2 separate regions of the Homo sapiens genome follow, and region 2 is linked to region 1. A link is an interaction called in ENCODE POLR2A ChIA-PET data of the cell type or tissue named here. Cell type or tissue: CD4-positive, alpha-beta T cell. All regions are shown on one strand. Each heading gives the region's core, and the rest is flanking DNA. Links, peaks and the distances in the headings are about the cores only. Region 1 has its middle 11 kb from the start of IRF1. Region 2 has its middle 10 kb from the start of P4HA2.

Region 1 (2,900 bases), core at 139-2,638:
AAGCCTCAAAGGATGAGTCAAAGGTTAATAGGCTAATAGTAGGGGAGGGCATTCCAGAACGTGAAAACAGCCCAAGGAAAGGCTTGGCAGCTCAGAAGTGCAGAACGGATCTCGCTTTTGGTGTGGCCTGGAGTAGCTGCCCCAGAAGCTGAGGCTGGACCAACCAGTAGGGGCCACACTCTGAAGAGCCTGGATGCTGTGCTCAAGAGTGGACTCTATCCTGGTAGACAGAGGCCGCTCAGGGCTGGACTGATGTTGCCTTCCTTTCTGGAGCCAAGGCCCAGACCAGGGTCTATCATCAGGTGTCTGTTGAATTAAATGCTAGGGCAGGTCTTGTGAGGGCCACTGGTGGCCTGACCTATGCTTTAGAAAACTTTCTGTGGCTGCTACAGAGGATTACGCCTGTGGCACACCAGGGCAAGACTAGGGTGAGATAGTTTCCTAAAGGCACAACATTTAAGGAGGTACTCGCTCTCAGGGGCCAACCCTATACTTGGGTGAGTCTGACGGTGAGTAGCTCCTTAAAGGTTTCACCCTAAGCACCTGCCCTGCCTGCTTGCTCCACCCTATCTGGTCCCTTCTGCACACTGGAGGCTGGGAGGTAGACTAGAGGCAGCTCAAGTGATCCAGGCATATTAGGGCTGTGGCCACAGGGGATAGAGATAGGCCTAGTTGAGAGCAGAATCAGATGACAGGATTTGCCAGGACATGAGACTGGCTGGAGCAGGACCCATCCCCCCTCCCTGGGTGCCCCATTCTGGGAGAAGTGTAGGAGACCCCCCACTCTGCCTAGGAGTCTATATGTCCACAGCCAGGGCCAAAACAAGATCTTAGGCCTTGGCTTCTGTCCTAGGTTATGAGTCTAGGGAACCAAGGACACTAAGCTAAAGAGAGTAGGGCAGCAGGTGAAAAAGCCACAGGCTGCCCCAGGAAGGCCCAGGCCACTGGAGACCACAGCTAGAACCTACAACCATGTCCCGAGACTGCTCGGCCTTGCCCTTTGGATGCTTGGGCACAGCAGGAAGGAAGTGATAAGGGTGCCTCCACTGCTGGATGGGGCGTGTCTGTCAGTCCATCTTCCCCCCGCTGTCTGCCCAGCAAGACCAGGGGCCACCCCCAGGTGCTCCCCAGGGGATTAGCAGCTTGGTTCCCCAGCCCACACCCCTAGAAGCTCTGACCCTATGGCAACAGCACCCCCTGCTGGCTAATATGGAAAACCAACCCCTTTCCCTCCTCTAGCAGGCGGAAGTTTAGGGGTCTTGGAGAAAGAGAAGGGTGCAGGCACAATGCTGCGGGAAAGGGTGGGGGCAGGAATTCAGGATGGACTTTGGCTATGGCAGATAAGCAGGTGCCACCTGGTAAACAGAGCACCTATTTCCTGATCAGTAGCCTTTGAACAGATGCCAGAGAGGCCAGGACACAAGCAAAGGCAGAAATGGGGGTTTCTAAGGTAACTGCTGAGCGAGGCTGGCTCTCGTGGGAGTCCCTGCCTTCTCCTACAGCATCATGGCCCAGGAAGGCCTGCATCCTCTGTTGAGCACTGTTCTCCTCAGGTGGGCTCAGGAACTCCCTCAGATTCCCCCTGAGCAAGCCACCTGGCCCCACAGAGGATTTGGCCTAGGACTGAAGGCTGAGAGCTAGGCCTGAGACAGGGTAGTGCCCCAGGCACCCCAAAAAGAGGATTTGTCCCTAAAATTCCTCCCGCAACTATCCAAGGCTAGGAATAGAGGCAGGGACACATCAGCAGAACAAAATCTCAGAGCGTCCCTGAGCAGCTGCCTGGCTCTTCAGATGCAAACCTGGTTAGACACACACTTCTCCTGAGCTCTAGGCCCATGGCTCAGGCACAAGGACCACCTCGGAGTGCTGGATGAGGTGCCCAGTGGACAGAGGAGTGAGAGGACCCAGTGTATGCCACTTTGACCCTTCAGCTGTGAGCCAGGAAGTCCAGGCAGACACAGCCACAAGCAGGGCCATGCCCTGGGCAGCCACTTCCCAGAAAAGTTTCTGCCGCAAAACAGAGAGAGTGGCCTTCCCTGCCCTGCATGACCCTGGCACCTGGAGTCCTCACCTCAGATAAGAAGCCAGTAGTTCTAGGAGTTTACTTACATCATGGCTCTTGATTACAGTGAAGACCGGGGCCTTGCCCTACCCCAGGGAAACTTCTCTCCCGGGCCAATGGTGTGGATGGCTGCTGTTCTCTTATGACTCAGTGTGGGCCTGGTGCTCAGGAGAGCTGCTCCTTCCCATGCCCTGGATGTGAGCTCAGCAGCCATCTTGATTCACCAGGACAATGTGAGCTCCACACACCACCCTCAGACCCTCACCTACCGGGCTCTCAGGGAGAGATGAGGCCTCCCGGAGAGTCCACAAAGAGAAAAAAGCGGCTTGGCTGCCAAAACTGCCCACGCACCCCAGATGCCATGCTCAGCTAGCAGCCCTGGTGCCACACAGCCTGAGAGCAGGTGGGAGCCATAGATGCAACAAGCTGTCATCAGGCATGGGAGGGCTGGGCTGCCATGCTGAGGCTGGTGGGGTGGGAAAATCAACTTGCAGCCACCAGGAAGTACAGGAGCAGAGTAAACAACAGTTGAGGTCAAAAGGGTCCAATTTCCTTGGACAAGCAGGCCTCAAGAAGGCCTCTGAGCTGCACTGCCAACTGTATTGTATTCTTGTGTGTGTTCTGTGTGAACCTAACACCCCCGGCGGCCAAGGGAAGCCCCTTGGCCCTCCCTTGGGTGGCAGCCAACACTAGGACCAGAGAAGTGGCAGTTGTGTCATAAAGTTCCCAAGACACTTCTGGAGGAATCAATCTTCTTTTTTAGTCTTCTCTGCTCATTTTTTCTTGTCATTTTCCTGTATGTGTATCTTTTCCCTCTCTCTTCTAGCCCAGAAATGCT
Region 2 (2,900 bases), core at 282-2,781, 260 kb before region 1:
TCAGTAGATGGAAATAAAGTGAATTGAAAAGGGAGTATCTTTTGCTAATTAAAAAAAAAAATTGGCCAGACGCGATGGCTCACAGCTGTAATTCCAGCACTTTGGGAGGCCAAGGTGGGTGGATCATGAGGTCAGGAGTTCAAGACCGAGACCAGCCTGGCCAACATGGCGAAACCTCATCTCTACTAAAAATACAAAAATTAGGTGGGCATGGTGGTGCATGCCTGTAGTCCCAGCTGCTCGGGAGGCTGAGGCAGAAGAATCGCTTGAACCCAGGAGGCAGAACCTGCAGTGAGCCAAGATCACGCCACTGCGTTCCAGCCTGGGTGACAAAGCAAGACTCCGTCTCAAAAAAAAAAAAAAAAAATCACCACATGAGCTGTCAGTGGCTAGCCCTAATCCCAGTCTGCTACCACATAATCACAAAAGCCTGAATCACTGGTGTGGCTGAGGCCTGCTCACTCCTGTCTCAAGGACCCTAAACCCTCCTGTGGCCTCTTTCCTGCCCTCAACTGCCCTGCTAGTGTCAGCTCCAGTTGCAGCTCTGATCTCCCCTTCCCTTCAGTAGACACCAGCATTTGAACTTGCTAGTCAGCCCTGCCTTGTGGCCCTGCAGTACACTGCCCTGGGACTCTTACCCACCACAAGGAGGCCAGGGCACTCATTCCTCCAAAGGTCCTGACTACCTCATTCCACATCAAACCTATTCCACACACCCACATCCCACATAAATACATTTTAAACTTGACCACACAAGAACATGGCTGAACTTCAGTTGACTATGACTATGACATACTGTTAACATTTACTATATTTAGTATTTACATTTTTTATAGCTTTCTATATTTTTTTCATGTTTCAAACATTTGCATAAACCTGTGAGAAGCTTGATAATCCCTGAGCTTCTAGTGCCTGAAAAACAGAGCAACTTGGCCATAGCCTCTAGTAAGAGGGCTCTCACCCACAAACACACACACATACGCACACACACACACACATTTATATGCTCACGCACAGAGGGATTCACATGCATACGCAAGCGTGTGGATCTGGCCTTTCACATGAGAAGGAGGAGGTTCTGTCCTTTGTCCTCTGGCTCTGCCCTTAATCTTGACTCTGAACCAGAGCCTGATATTGACTTTGGACCAGGCTCTGGCCTTATTACTTACTCTGACCCTGAACCAGCTAGTTGCAGACTTGGAATCAGGAAGATGTCTACCTCTATCATCTGTAGAAATCAGAGCCCATGGGAGAAGGGATGGCTTGGACAGTACATCTTCTTGGCTGAAGAGTGAATGATCAAGGTGGTGAAGGTGGAAAGATGGCTTCCTCAAACTGGCTGGGTCGTTAGATGCTGTCATTGGTGGCTGCAATTTTGGGGGCAAGTACTGCCCTCTCACCCCAGTGGTCACCCAACAGCTGTAGGCCAGGTTGACACCAGTGGTCACCCAACAGCTGTAGGCCAGGTTGACACCCTGCCCTCATCAAGTTCTGGAATTTTCTCTGCACTCTCTCCTGGGGCACCAACAGCTATTTTTGTCCCAGGGCAAAGGTGTGTGAGGCCTTCTGGGAGAATCTTTTTAGGGGAGCTGCTTCCTTCTTGTCCAGAGCTGTAGTTGCAAAAATGAGGTTGGCCACCAGAGGGTGCATGGAGCTCAACAGGGCTCACTCAAAGGAGCAGCCCCAGCCTTGCTCAAAAAGCCCCTCCACTTGGTGCCCCATCCTTCCAACCTGCCAAGGTTTAGCTGAGACCTGTGACTAGGCCTGCATAATCATGAGCAACGGGAAGGGAGAGATGTTTTCCAGGCCCTGGGGAATGACTCCAATGCTGGGACCTCCACTGGCTGAGGAGGCAGGGAGGATATTGGGAAGACCCCAGATCCTTTCCTCAGCCCATAGTGATCAGGGGCCTTCATGGTCAGCTAAGTTGACTTGTAGCCTTGGGAAGCCTCAGGCTGTGGAAGCCTCAGGCCATAGGAGCCAGTAGCCCTAAGGAAACACCAAGGACTAGTAATGCAGTGAAGTTAGGAAAGGAGATGGGGAGACCTTGAACTCTGAACATACCCAGAATATCCTGGCTCTGTGGAGAGGAGCTCCTGGAGGAGAAGAGCCAGAGAAGCAGGATGGGCAGTCCTCATCTGGGTTTCTATGATGCTCTGGGATGCTTCTGTGATTGGACAACTAATTTATGGAGCACTCTCCCTGTACCAAGTGTTACCTAACACTTGACAGATGTCATCTGCTTACCCTTCCAGATCTCCTCTCCTGTCTCCTCTTTCCCCTGCTCTGCGCCCTGACTGCTGACCTATATGGATAGCATCAACAGGTTCACCTGCCCTGCAGCTTCTGGTTGGGTTCAACCAATGGGGAGTAGCAGGAAAAGATCAGTAGGGAAGAGGAGATGGACTTTGAGGAAGCTGTCTGCAGCCTAGACATGAAGGCCTGGCTCTATGACCTGTCAAGCCTCAGCACTGCCTTTGAAGGAGAAGACCAGCTGCCTTGGTCATGCTGAAGTGTGGCAAGCAGGGTTTCCATACTTGGTCACTCAGCCTAGGGCTTCAGGAACCCTCTACACCCTCACTTACTCACATTCAGTCAGTCAACAGACATCCCCTGACACCTCCCTTGTGTCCAGTCCTGGGTACCCAGGGACACAGAGATGAGTCAGAAAAACACCCTGCCTGCATGGAGCTCATGTTGTTTTTTGTTTGTTTGTTTGTTTGTTTTGTTTTATGGGGGGAGAGGAGGCACAGATGAAGAAATTGACGGTGAATCGCAGAGGCTGAGGGAGACTACAGAAGGGGAGACTCACTTGCCGAGTGGTCAGGTAGGAGGATGAGGTGTGGGTCTCCCTGCATAGTCAGCCAGGGGAAGTGTTGGAGGTCTGGGAGAATGGTATT

The links. ChIA-PET counts read pairs that join two places held together with the same protein. Peaks named below come from ENCODE experiments on the same cell type or tissue, not always from the same donor. Only the 100,000 strongest peaks of a DNase experiment are listed, where the experiment ranks them.
Region 2: POLR2A ChIA-PET joins it to region 1 with 5 read pairs; 7 of 35 experiments call an interaction of 5 or more read pairs at or near these places.

Annotation. Positions count from the first base shown.
Region 1 is chr5:132,500,168-132,503,067 of GRCh38, forward strand. No RefSeq gene overlaps it. Among named protein-coding and RNA genes, the nearest start is that of IRF1, 11 kb to the left of the region's middle. RefSeq lists an enhancer at 847-966. In CD4-positive, alpha-beta T cell, for the core only: CTCF peaks have their summits at 1,202 (motif pointing left) and 1,404; a DNase peak (open chromatin) is centred at 1,174; H3K27ac peaks cover 492 bases.
Region 2 is chr5:132,236,799-132,239,698 of GRCh38, forward strand. No RefSeq gene overlaps it. Among named protein-coding and RNA genes, the nearest start is that of P4HA2, 10 kb to the left of the region's middle. In CD4-positive, alpha-beta T cell, for the core only: CTCF peaks have their summits at 1,623 (motif pointing right) and 1,825; a DNase peak (open chromatin) is centred at 1,653.